Regions from separate parts of the Mus musculus genome. Here region 2 is linked to region 1. A link is a loop called in an ENCODE intact Hi-C map of the cell type or tissue named here. Cell type or tissue: gastrocnemius. All regions are shown on one strand. Links, peaks and the distances in the headings refer to the core of each region. The heading gives the core; the rest is flanking DNA.

What was found. Hi-C counts contacts between places; a loop is a spot of excess contacts. Peaks named below come from ENCODE experiments on the same cell type or tissue, not always from the same donor. Only the 100,000 strongest peaks of a DNase experiment are listed, where the experiment ranks them.
Region 2: it touches region 1 in a loop (2.2-fold over the local background); 3 of 42 quality-filtered maps call a loop at or near these places.

What each region holds. Positions count from the first base shown.
Region 1 is chr5:138,927,122-138,933,376 of GRCm38, forward strand. No RefSeq gene overlaps it. Among named protein-coding and RNA genes, the nearest start is that of Gm38726, 4.3 kb to the right of the region's middle. In gastrocnemius, for the core only: no CTCF peak of the experiment used is centred there; a DNase peak (open chromatin) is centred at 3,025; H3K27ac peaks cover 451 bases.
Region 2 is chr5:138,988,173-138,994,427 of GRCm38, forward strand. It overlaps Pdgfa (platelet derived growth factor, alpha), which reads right to left. Exons shown (of 6, transcript NM_008808.4): 2 at 5,116-5,212; 3 at 177-281. Among named protein-coding and RNA genes, the nearest start is that of Pdgfa, 3.6 kb to the right of the region's middle. In gastrocnemius, for the core only: no CTCF peak of the experiment used is centred there; a DNase peak (open chromatin) is centred at 3,035; H3K4me3 peaks cover 677 bases; H3K27ac peaks cover 1,581 bases.

The DNA of each region.
Region 1 (6,255 bases), core at 1,890-4,389:
TGTTTCCATCCCTGAATCAAGCCAGCTCCTGTGACGTCACAGGCTCCAGTGACCTCTCACTGGCCGCGTACCTTCTCGAACAGGGCTGAAGACATCAGAAAGGTTCTGCCTGAGTGCAGGAAACAATTGCTCTCAGGGCACCTCAGCCAGATGAGGCTTCCCTCACTGCCTGGATGTCAGGTTGAGGTCTAGCCTGGCCTACAAAGCCCCCAGATGACCCAGCTGCGGGGACTCTGGCCTCCCACTTCCTCAGCTCATCAAGGCCTGTAACAGACCAACAGAGAAATGGAAAATAAAGCTTGGCTGGTCAGCCACAGTGGGCTAAGGACAGCCTGTGGTCATGATGCACAATACCCAACAATGAGGTGTTCTGCAGGTTTGCCTGAAGCCAGACCCATGCTGACAGGACAGAGTTAGGGAAGGCAAGGGGAGTGGCCCCCATACACAATAGCAGCTGACAGGGCAGTCTTGGCCCTTTCCCTGGCAGCCTCTTCAGACACATCTCTGGCTGGTCTTTGAGTCCTGTGTGGCCTTCGAGGGAGGCTGGCGCCCATTCCCTTTGACTGGGCAGCTTCGCCTGATCCCGTGGTCCTTAGAAAAGAAAGACTTAGGCTGAGGACCCAGAAAGAATTGCATATTGAATGAGGCACAGGGCCAGCGGTAGCTGTGAGGTGGAGACAGGCTGAGGCCTCAGGCCAGCGGTCACTAAAGGTTGGAGGGTCTGGAAGCTAGGGACACAGGGGATGCTGGGCTAGGGTGAGAGAGGGAGAGTGTGCCTCAGCCAGTCATCCCAGAGAGTCATTGTGTTCTGTAGCCAGCACACCATTACCAGGGAGAAACGGAGACTGAGGCCAAAGAATAGGAACTTACATCTGTGTCTATGAGGGCCATCAGGACCTGAAGGGACCCCTCAGGATGTCCCTGCAGGGCTAGGGATGTGGCTCAGTTGATCAAGTACTTATCCAGCACACACAAAATCCTAGATTTCATCCCAAATACCGCATAATCCCAGAACTTGTGAGGTGTAGGCAAGAGGATCAGAAGTTCAAGGTTTTCCTCAGCTGCAGAGCAAAATTGAAGGTGGCCAGGGATACTCGAGATTCTGTCTAAAAGAGGGGGGTCTGTATGTGGTTTGTATGAGGGAGTCAGAGTCCCCTCACACAGATTCAATACTTTCCTCCCTCATTCCTAGTGTCCTCCCTCTGGAGATGTCCCACACTGAGTTGCAGCCCAGGGAGGCAGCTTGGCAGAAGGAGAGCATGTGCTGTCCGCCCCTAGGGTTGGAGGTACACACCCGGGCTTGAAGCTTCCAAGCCACATGGCCCTATGAGGCAATTGTCAGTGTCTGATCAGTGACTACAAAAAGTCCCTGTCTCTGAGATCTTCCACTAGGTAGGGGACAAGACTTCTTCAGAAAGGCTGAGCTGCCTGTCATGGGAGGTAAACAAGCCATCTGTGGCGTTGATGACCAAACAAACCTCTGCAACTGCAACGTCATACCCAGACCTGTAACAACTCAGTCGGGCTCAGCCTCCTCCCCCTATTTTGGTTCCCAGTGAACCCAAGACCTGCAGTTAAGCCAGACCCTAGCGAGGACCTCAGAGTGGGCCAGGGCACCCATGCCATGTCACTCCCGGTTCAACTGTGGACCCTTAGGCAGATTCCCTTAATGCTAAGCAGGAGGGCCCTGGGAAATGGGGCTGCCTCGGCCGTGTGGAAGGGCCTACCTGAGATTGAGGCTGGCATACAGAAAAGCAGATGTGAAATAAGGCCAGCCAATGATATTGTTGGAACACCCGGATCTAACCATACCTAGTGCCAATAGATCTGCTGGGTGTGGCATGAGCCATACCCCCTTGCCAAGGCCCCCTCCATCCTAGGAGTTATGCAATCATCCCACAGCTCTGCTGACTAGCTCCCAATGGACTCCTCAAGAGCTGTGACTGCACAGACCCTCCCCTCCCCACAGCTCCTGTCAAGGCCTACGGTTTCCTTAATCTACATACCAAAGAACAGGACCCACAGGAAGAGTCTCCAAGATGCCAAGCCTCTACCTACCTACTGGAAGAGACAAGAGGCAGATCTTCTTTAGCTTTGTGACCTGGAGCAAGTTACTCAACATCTCTGAGCTTCACGGGGTAAAAATGGGGTCCATGTCCAGGTTCAACACCCAGCACCGCATAGAGGCTCACACCCATCTCGAACTCTAGTCCCAGAAATTCAACACCCTCTTCTGGCCCCTGCACGTACTGCATGCACACGGTACACAGACATACATGGAAGGCAAAACACCCATATACATTTTTGTCATGAGGTCTATGATCCCCACCTCCAAAGGTTGGAAAGAGTTGGGGGTAAGTTTGAGTTTGGGGTGCTAGTCAGTAGGGCTACCTACCTGTGGTTCCTTCTGCTTTAGGGTCCAGTGCTTGGCAGGTCTGTACTCCCAAAAGGCTCAAGATTTACTAGGGAAGTATGAATGGCTCCCCACATACATATATATCCAAGGAGAAGGGCTAATCCTCACAGACCTAGAGAAGCAGGTTTTCATCACTAACTGGGTCCTGCGTACTAGGAAGACCTAGCTAGCTCTCACTGGGAAACCACAAGCCTCGGCTTTTGCCCTGGCCACACCCCATTCTAGGCCTGGACGTGCCATTCGAGTAACAGGAGCAGCCCACCCCACCACCCAGCAGCTGTAAGCCAGCAGAGTAGCAGGTTCAATGCCAGCAGAGTTTTGCCGGCCCTGCCCTCTGTGGGAGACCCAGGCCACACCATGCATGGAGCCTCATTCTTAGTATGCCCTTGACAATTCAAACAAATGCCATTCTTTTTTGCTTGACAGGGACCCAAAGGTCCCTGTCTGTCTCTGCTGTGTAGGGTAACGACTAGAGATGTCCCAGGGATAACCTGGGCACACACTGGGCCTCCTAAGGGCTCATTCCCTGGGCCTGCCAGGAACCTGGCTGGCAGCCAACAGTGTCCCTGCGGCGCCGCACCTGGCTCTCTGGGGATTTGTTCTGAGTGACACCTTCAGGTGACAGATCTGAGATCTGAGTCTTAGACAGGCCTTACAGATGGCTGAGGGCAGGTGGAGGAGCCATTGGGGGGAGGGGGAGGGGGAGCCAGCCCCTTTGTGAGAACAAGACCCCGGAGGCCACTTTTCTAGGGGGTTCTCATTTGGCTGGACGAAAGCCCCCAGGAAGCAGCCGCTTGCCCTCGCTGGGGCGTGCAGGGCTGAGGCTGGAGTCTCAGGTTGCCGGATCACATATTTTCCAAATGACAGTTGCTACAGGCACAGGCTAGCACAGGTAGGGGTTGCTGGCTCTGCTGGGGTAGGGAGGGGGCCCAGATGCCCAGAACTGCCTGGCTTGGTCTTCCTCCTGGCCCTAGTAAGAAGGTAATAACTGTTCCATGTGGAGCCAACACATGGAACACAGCAAGGAGTAGGGGGCCATCAGTTGGCTGTGCGGTATCAGCGGGGTCACCCAGGTCTGCTGTGTACCTGCCCCTGGACACCAACTACACAGTTCAGGCTCCTCACAGCTGGATTTCTACAATCTACACCATCTGCTAGAGGAAAGGACCAGAACTCCTCTAACTACCAGGATAGGACATCTAAAAGCTTCTCCCAGAGCTATTCTGGAGTTTGCATGGGACATCCACCATTTTTCCCAACAGGGTCACCTCTCAGAAGACCTTGGGGTACTCAACCTTCACAGCCACTTCAGACCTCTCCGCCTCTGGTGTCTTTTCTCTCTTTTTAAAAATTACTTTTTTAGGAGCCTACAAGATGGCTTTCAACAGGTAAAGGTGCTTGCGACCAAGCCTGATGACCCACGGGACCCACATGGAGAGGATTAATTTTTCTAGACCAGTCTCTGATCTCCACACGTACACCACTGCATGTGTGCACCCACACACGCCCACATGTAAATACATAAATAAATGCAAAATTTATGACATTTTCATTCATCGCTGTGCTGTGCTCAGACACAACCCCAGTACCCACCTACCATCCCCACCGCTCCTTCGTCATCATCTTCCTCTATAGATTTCCGGATGTCTGTGCAAGTGATATGTTTGGACTTAGCTGTGGGGTACCTGAGGCACAGACTAAAAATCAGGCATGGGAGGGGGGGTGTCTAGAAAATGCCTCCCAGGTTCTCCCTTGGGCCTTGAGTGAAGTCACGGTTTGTCCCCAAGCTTGCCTGCAAAGAGATGTTATGTCTTGAGGTTGTCAGACATGAAGGATCCAGTGTGAGACAAGAGTCAGCCCAGAAGCTTCAACACAAAGGAAGTCCCAGGGCTGTTTCCCCCCCACCCACACAGTGCAATGAAAAGTATTGCCCTGAGCATCTCTGGATTCCTGGTCCTGCCAGCACTGGTGCCAGTGGAGATCTGGCAGGTGAGTCTCCCCACCAATGCATTTAAAGGCTGCTCTTCTGGACTCTGCGGTTGTCCGAGTTCCCTGGGAACTGAGAGCAAGCAGCTTCTACCTTCCAGAAAAACACCCACAAGTAAAAGGTGCTCTGAGGCCTGGGATGACGAAGGAACAAAAACTTCATCCAGAAATGCAGCCACCCCATCATGGAGAGACGCAGTGCGGGTCCCTCGCAGGCAGCCTGGGGCACACAACAGGCTTGCTGCTTTATGAATTGATTTGAGACTCGGGCCTGATCTCCGGTGACATGTTATTTGGGTAACCTGCAGTTTTCTATCCACACAGTAATTTTCACCTCCCTCACTGTCAAGCAAAAGACAAGCTTTCACCTTAAGTTGAGACTGCTACCAAAATAGCAGGCGAGGCCTTCTAAATGAAAGTAATCGCACAAAGGGCCCTGAGTGACAGGCACACAATGGACGCCCTGGTAATGTCCGGGTGTTCAAAGAGGCCCAGGTGGGCAGACGGGAATGGGCTTGTACCCAGGCGCTGCTACATCTCCCGCTCCAATTCTCAGGGGATCCCAAGGCACGAATTAGCAGAGCCAGCCCCTGGAGTTTCTGCTTAAACCCTTTCTAAACCCCAACAAAAGTCTGATTACAGTTTAGTTGAGATGGTGAGAGAGAGGAAGGAACTCGGAGATCGAGCGATTAGAATCCGCTTCCTCTCCCGCTTCCACCTTTTCACTGCGAATCCTGAGGGTGCCCTCTCATCCTTAAGTTTCTCAAGTCTGTAAACAAAATGCCCCCTCCTGGTGACATCAAAGGCAAATGTAAGGGAAAAGTGTAGCCTGGGGCAGGGGCAGACAGTCCTGGGCTGACCCCTCAAAGGAGCTCATTTCTGTTTCCTGGCAATAAAAAGGGAGAATTGAAGGTACACGAAGGACTTGTGCGAAGCCCCTGGCTGAACTTAGTTGTGCGCGGGCAACTGGCAGACGTGGCCCCGGGTGGGACGGCCTGCCAGACCCTGTCAGCTCTCACACTCCAAGCCGGCCCCTCACCTCTCCAGCAGGGGCCCCTCCGCGGCTCCCTTGAGCTGCACTCCTACCTAGGATCTCATTGTGGCTCGGTGGGTGGCCCCAGGGAAAGCTGGAACAATGAGGAGGCTCAGTCTCCCTCCCACAGAAGGGACCCTGCTCCCTCCGCCTGTGCCTGTTTCGGGAGCCTAATGAATCGGTGTTTGTAAAAGATGTGAGCATCAGATGAAAGGGTTGCGGAGGCCTGCTTGTTAGAGAGGACCAGTGTGCCAGCACCCCTGAGCACACCCCCACCCTTTGCCGGAACACCCCAGAGAAAGCCACAGCCAGATCACCACTGCCAACAGTTGAGGCAACAGGGGGCCACGTGGCTGGACCAGTCCATCATTTGACAAACCCACGGTGTGACAGAGGACTCCATGCCTGAAAGGGCAAAGCGACAGAGAGTTGACTCTGTGGTCCCCTTGTGCTCAGCACCTGTGTTTGGGCAACGGCTCCCCCACCCAGGTCTCAAGTTCATGCTTGTCACTGGGAAAAGATCCACAGGAGCTTCTGTGACCTGGAGGGGGGACACCTTAAGAGACTCTTCTCTGTTCTGGAACCTAGCCTTAAGGTGGGCAGGAGCATGGCTCAGCTGCAGCCCAGGGGCTCTGACTTGCCAGACCCAGAGGACAGGACCTAAAGCAATCAGATCCAGCTGGCAGGCCTACAAGATTCAGGTGAGTAGGCACAAACTAGCTGGAGCCAGCAACTACATGCTGTGCTCTGAATACTCTGCCCTACACTCCATCCCTACCCCTCTCCTCTCTCTCTCTCTCTCTCTCTCTCTCTCTCTCTC
Region 2 (6,255 bases), core at 1,543-4,042, 61 kb after region 1:
CTAGAGAAGAGGGCTGCCTCCCTGGGGAGGGCAGCAGGCCAGCAAAGCCTTTGTTTGGTGGAGAAGGGATGTGTGGCTGTGCTGGAGGAGGACCGAGTTAGCACGGAGCACTCACAGCCCCAGTGGGAACCTGCCCCCTTCCAGCTGCCACACAGCGCACAGCCTCCCGTGCTCACCAATACTTCTCTTCCTGCGAATGGGCACAGGCCGCTTCTCGGGCACATGGTTAATGGCATGGGACCCATGGGCTCTCAGACTTGTCTCCAAGGCATCCTCAGCCCCTGAAAGTAGAAAGAAAAATATGGTAAAGAGTCCACACGTATGTAATCACACCCCCTGGGACCTAAACAGCTGGGGCTTCTACAGCAGGTTTCAGAGCAAGAGGACAAAGGGCCCAGTCCCCAAGCCCAGACAACTCTGCTCTGCTCGAAAGGGGGGTTTACAGATGTGCCTTCAACCAACTCCCTATCATCTTGTCAGTATACATGTCCCCCAAGTGCAGCTCTCCTGTGAAATTCTGAGGTTCATTCAGGAAGGCACTCAGGTAATCTCCCTTATGACTCCGAAGGGAACCCCTGGAGGACTGCACTGGGTCAGGAAAAGTCCCAAGGCCACCCAGCTGAGCCCAGTCTTGAAGCAGTACTACCATCGCAGCTGAAGCAAAAATGGGAAGGGCGGCTGCCTCTCTCTCCTGCTGTTGTGTGTACAGCGCCTCCCTCTTGTAAAGCAGGCTTTGATGAAATGCCCTAACCTCTGAGGGGCATCGGAAGCAACGCCAGACTGGGCTGCCAGCCAACCTCCACTGTTCCTGAAATAAGCCTGCTCGGAGGGCCAGAGGCCATGAGAAACAGCAAAGGGGTGCGGCTGGTAGCTGAGAGAGGACTGAGGCTGGAGTCCCAAGCGAGGGCTGGGTGACTAAGACAGCGAGGCATACAGAAGAGAGAAAGGAGAGCAGAGGCACCTGCAGGAGTGTTTCTACCTTGAGGGCCACCAGGCGCTCAGCAGAGGTACAGCCACCAACTGAGGACAGAGTTGAGGTCAGCCCGGAAAACCTAGCCCCTGAGATACACTGACCCAGAACAGAAGAAGGGGCCACTACACTGCCCCTGAGTTCTGCAATTCCTTGGGACAAGAGCCCCGCCACAGGCTCAGCCCCAAATACAGTCAATCTACACCTGCCTTTCCAGCCTATACCACGCAGAACTCCAAGCAAACTTCCTCCTCCTTGGGTCCCAACATTTAGTGACATCCTGCCCAAATGGACAGTTTCCCTAGCAGGCGATACAAAGCCTATTAGGTACCACACCATCCACAACCAACAGGAGACACGCCAGCCTCCTCCACCCTCAGACGTCCTCTACCCACACATTTAAGATAAAAAGCAAAGGCTCGACTAAGGTGTGAATGTCAACGATGAATCTGGGCCCAAAAAACTATTTAAAATGACTCAATGTTCCAATGGCACCGATTTTATTTTAAGACCCAAAATAAGATCAGAACTGCTCATGCAGTAAAAATTTCCCATCAACCAACTGTTACAAAGAAGCGTCTCTTCACAAAAAAAAAGTGACGTGGTGAGTCACGACCTAGTGATGACCATCCTGCTGTGACCAATTCAACAAGAAATGAATGGGCCATCCACTCACAGGGCCTGCAAGAAAGGGCGGTGGTACCAACTGTGGTCCTCTGATGCCTGGCTTGCCTCAACATGTACATAGTAGATGTCACTGACTGCAGAGGCCAGGGCACTAGAGTCCAGAGAAACTGAACAAGACAAAGACAAATCAGACAGGCAGGGTGTGGTAAATCCCCTCACTCAGGAGGTGGAAGGAGGAAGATGAGGAGTTCAGAGTTCAAGGTTCAGATACAAAGTAAATTTGATGTCAGCCTGGGTCACAAAAGATCCAGTCTCAAAAAAAATTAAAAACAAAACAAAACAAAAACTCAGAAATAAAGACCAAAGGAGAGCTGGGAGCCTCCAAGGCTCAATCGGTCGTATTCCCCAATCCAAAGTCTCCTGACTGAACCTAATGCAGACAAACGCAGCCACAGAGACTGGCTACAGCTCCTACTCAGACAAGCCCACCTTCTGCCCCCCCCCCCCAGATCAAGATAGGTGGTCATGAGCCAGAGGTGGTAGCATAACAGAAGGATCTGAAGTTCAAGGCCACCCTTCTCAGGAAAACAAAGCAGGCTAGCGATGCAGTTCATCTGAAAGGGGGTCCAGAACACACAAGCCTGGGTTCCATCCCCAACACTGCATTACATTCAGTATGGTGATGAGTATTTGTAAACCTACTCCAATGGAAGTAGAGACAAGAAGATATCCTTGGCGCCACAAGGGAGTTCAAGGACAGCCTGGGCTACTTGAGACCACAGCTTTAAAATAATAAGTAAATAAACAGACAGTCACAAGCCAACAGTCAATCCACCACGGTGGCATCTTTGATGCATTCTTTGGGAGTCTAAAAATGCTATCCTGTGCGACACAGCTGAGCCCAGCATGAATTAGTAGCTAAGCCCCTCTCAGGTCAAAGTCACCTCCCTTTATCCGATTGCAGATGTGTGGGTGACAATGTCTGATGACTAGAGGAAGGACAGACAGAGTCCACTAGCCCTGTCCCGACTACAATATTGTGAGTAGCCTGGGATGGGATGTGTATGTATCAGTTGCTCAATGACCCATGGCGCCTAGCCAGCGGCTCTAGAGAACAAAGCTCCCGTTACACACACACACACACACACACACACACACACACACACACAGAGAGAGAGAGAGAGAGAGAGAGAGAGAAAGAGAGAGAATGAGAATCGACCTGAACTTCTGAGCTGTAGTTCACAGCAAGGCTGCATGCCAGTAATGAATCTCTGGACCCAAAAGCCACACTGGAAAGACCACTTAGAGCTCCTTGACTCTGCCATGGAATGCTCTGGGCTCAGGGACATTCCTGACAGTGCACTGGAATCTTGCCACCTCTGGAGCTGGGCCACACAGCCAAGGAGCTGCAAGGTTGGGAGGAGATGCCTTCAGGGTTTCCCCATCTGGAAAATGGGGATGCTGCCAGCTCACTAGACAAGCCATGTGCCAATCACAAGGCTCCGCCCACTTGGATGAGGAGTTGGCTGGGACACCCCTAAGCCTTTCTCTGCTCCCTGCAACCTAGATATAGAGACAGCAAGATTTCACCTGGAGAGGCCATCCTGAGGGATGTCCCAGTGAGGATGCCTTTCCAGCTGACTCTAAAACTGACTACCACAGCCTTCTGCAGCCTCCTCTGGCAGCCAGAGCCGCAGGGCCCCTCACTTCAAGAAGAGACAGAAGGTGAATGAGAGCCAACCAGCCAAGACTAGTTTCCAGATAGTTTCCACATCAGAGCAGGGGGATAGCCCAGCAAGGAAGACCCCACTTTGGGTTGGTGTCATGATGGGTCCTCCAGCTCTGTCTTCAAGACTAGGAAGCTAGGAGGATAGCAGAAGTCCACAGGCACACTTGGCTTCCAGAAGTTTCCAAGGGAGATTCCCAAATGTCTGATAGGTAGAATGAGGGTGGAGATGTCCTACACACACACACACACACACACACACACACACACACACCATTCTTTCAGAAGCAATTTGAAACCTCCAGGGGCCCTGGACAGCTTTTTCTCTTTGGACCCTCCCAAGGAGGAGGCCTCCAGCCCCCTCATTGGGCACACCGGCTTAACCTTAACAGAAGCTTGGTGCTAAAAGCATTAATGGTGGGGGGTGGGGGAGGCGTGGCTGCAGGGAACAGCATAAGAATGGTCCCCGCTGCAAGTGAATGGCCCATTTCCCCCAACATACAGACAGCAGGAGGCCCAGCCCTAGGCTAAGCAGGGCAGGAAAGCAGTCCGCCTTTGGGGACCAGCAAAAACTCTGGGAGTATTTCCCCAAGTGACCCAAGCCAAGTCCCCCACCCAGGCCTACTCAAAAAGGGATCAGATCAAACCCCCTGACCCAGCTCTTGATATCCAAGTGAAACCCTAGGCCTGCCATTCCTGATAAGGATCAGGCCAAGGATTTCCTGGGTCAAGAAACTACTGAAACGGGGCCGCCTGGTTAAAAAATGCTTTTGGCATGCAACAAAAACAGTTCAGGCCTCTCCACCACCATAATTAGGTACAAATTTCCAAATGGCTAGACCATGTGATTTTACTTAATTCTCTCACCACTCGGCCCTCTCTGAAAAGTTTTCAAGGAGGGGGAAAATCGTCACTTGGAATTCTTCACTTTAGCCCTTTAGTTCCTCCTGACAAACTCACTGGGGCCTTTTTATTTCTTTTTAAGCTGGTAAATTTTATCCCAGTGTGTCAAAAACAAAAACAAAAAAACAGGCTAAGTGTTCATTTTGAAAAGGTTATCACAAAAGACAGGAGGAGACCACGTCCTCCCCGCACAGAGGCTGCCTCTCCCATCCCCATCGCGCCCATTTATTTTAGCCCTTGTCATCCGAGTCTAATACAACCCTACATTTACAAATTGTTTTCTACAGTGGCTTGGCTCTGGCCCGAGGCGGGAAGCCCCCAAAATAGCCCCAAGCGTCCGTGTACTAGGCGCGCCTTTTTACAGGATGGTGTGGAGAAAAAAACATCGGCCTCCTGCGCCCACCTATGGGACCCAGCCCCAGGCGATCAAGGCACCAGGGAGTGGAGTTTACAAAAGGCCCGGACCGACCAGCTCCTCAAGCACTCTGGGGGCCCTGGCCAGGAGAAGACTAGCCACAGCCACGCTCCCTCCGGGCCGGCTCCCGCGCTCCCGGGCCAGAAGCAGCTGTTGACCCGCATACCTGGCAGTTTTCGGCACACTCTAAAACTGAACTTTCAGTGACACACCCGCTGCGTTTCACTTAAAACAACCCCTGGGTGAGCGAAGCAACCCTCCGCTGCCGCTGGGAGAGAAAGTGGCAACTACAAGAGAAACGCCTGACTCATACGCCTGGGCGTTTATGGCCGGCGAGTGGAGTCTGACCTTTCGGTGCGCTCCTGCGCAGCGCCCGGCCCGGCGGAGCGCGCAGGGTACGGTTCCTCGCGCAGCCGGCCCGCCCCGCCGCCCGCGCCCTCCTCTCAGCCAGGGCAGGGCAGGGGCGCGATTTACCTACGGAGTCTATCTCCAAGAGTCGCTGGAGGTCCCGGATGCTGTGGATCTGACTTCGAGCCAGCCGCTCGATCAACTCCCGGGGTATCTCGGCTTCCTGCAAGCAGACCACACCGTCAGGACGCGCCCAAGGGTTCCAGCCCAGCCCCAGGGGCCACACAGCCCGGCCGGACCCTCGTTAGGCCCTAGAGCCAGAGGATCGGCTGGGGCTAGATGGGACCCCCTAAATCCTCCACACTGTTCCTATCTGTCTGACCTTGATAAAAATACCCCAACAATGCCTTGACATGTTCAGACAAAAATCACCCGCGCTCTGGCCTCCCCAGGGTGTCTGGGGGCAGCCAGGGGCCCGAAGAGTTTCTGGTTTAATAGCTAAATCCACATGTAGAAACAGAGAGGGTCGAAATGCGTCACGCATCCACGACTGGAGTCACAGCAGCCTCAACACTTTAATCTAGCCGAAGGGTTCAATTTCACTCCGGGAATCCTGAGCTGAGCCCGCAGGGGAGAGGGTCTTCCCTCTCCCCCCACCCCACCCCCTACAAGCACGCGCGCCGGGTCGCCCCACCCGGCTCAGGCCCAGTCACGGCCCTAGCGCCGACTAGGACGCCCAAATCCATCGGGGCTTAGAGAGGCTGCAGGGAACGCAAGGGGTTAAATATCCACCTCGCGCCTCTCCGGTCCCTGCCCAGACCACCCCCACCGTTCAGCCTCCCCCACTCTCCGTCCCGGTTTTTAAAAGGGAGTCAGGGTCGCTGGAGGACTCAACCACGAAGTTCCCACGACAGGGGCTGTGGAAAGTCATTCATCACGGCAAAGCTCCCGGGGAATGGGGGTGGGGGGGAGGGTGGCGGTGGGAGGGCGCGGGCGCCTGGCCCGGCCCCAGCTGCCTCGTTCAGCCACCTGTAAGCAGGCCTGGGCGGGCGGAGACTGCTCCAGCCCTGCGTCGGACTGGGTTTGGGGACCGAGAACTGGGGACTGCGGCTGGGCGCTGCCCACCCTTCCCAGTCCCAGGCTACGGCCGCACCCTCCTCTACCTGCTTACTGCCCGCCCTAGTCCCCTCCCAGAGCACGGTCAGTTTACACACACCCCCTTTCCCGCTTCCCGCACCCCGTTACTGCATTGTCCGCTGCGTTTGG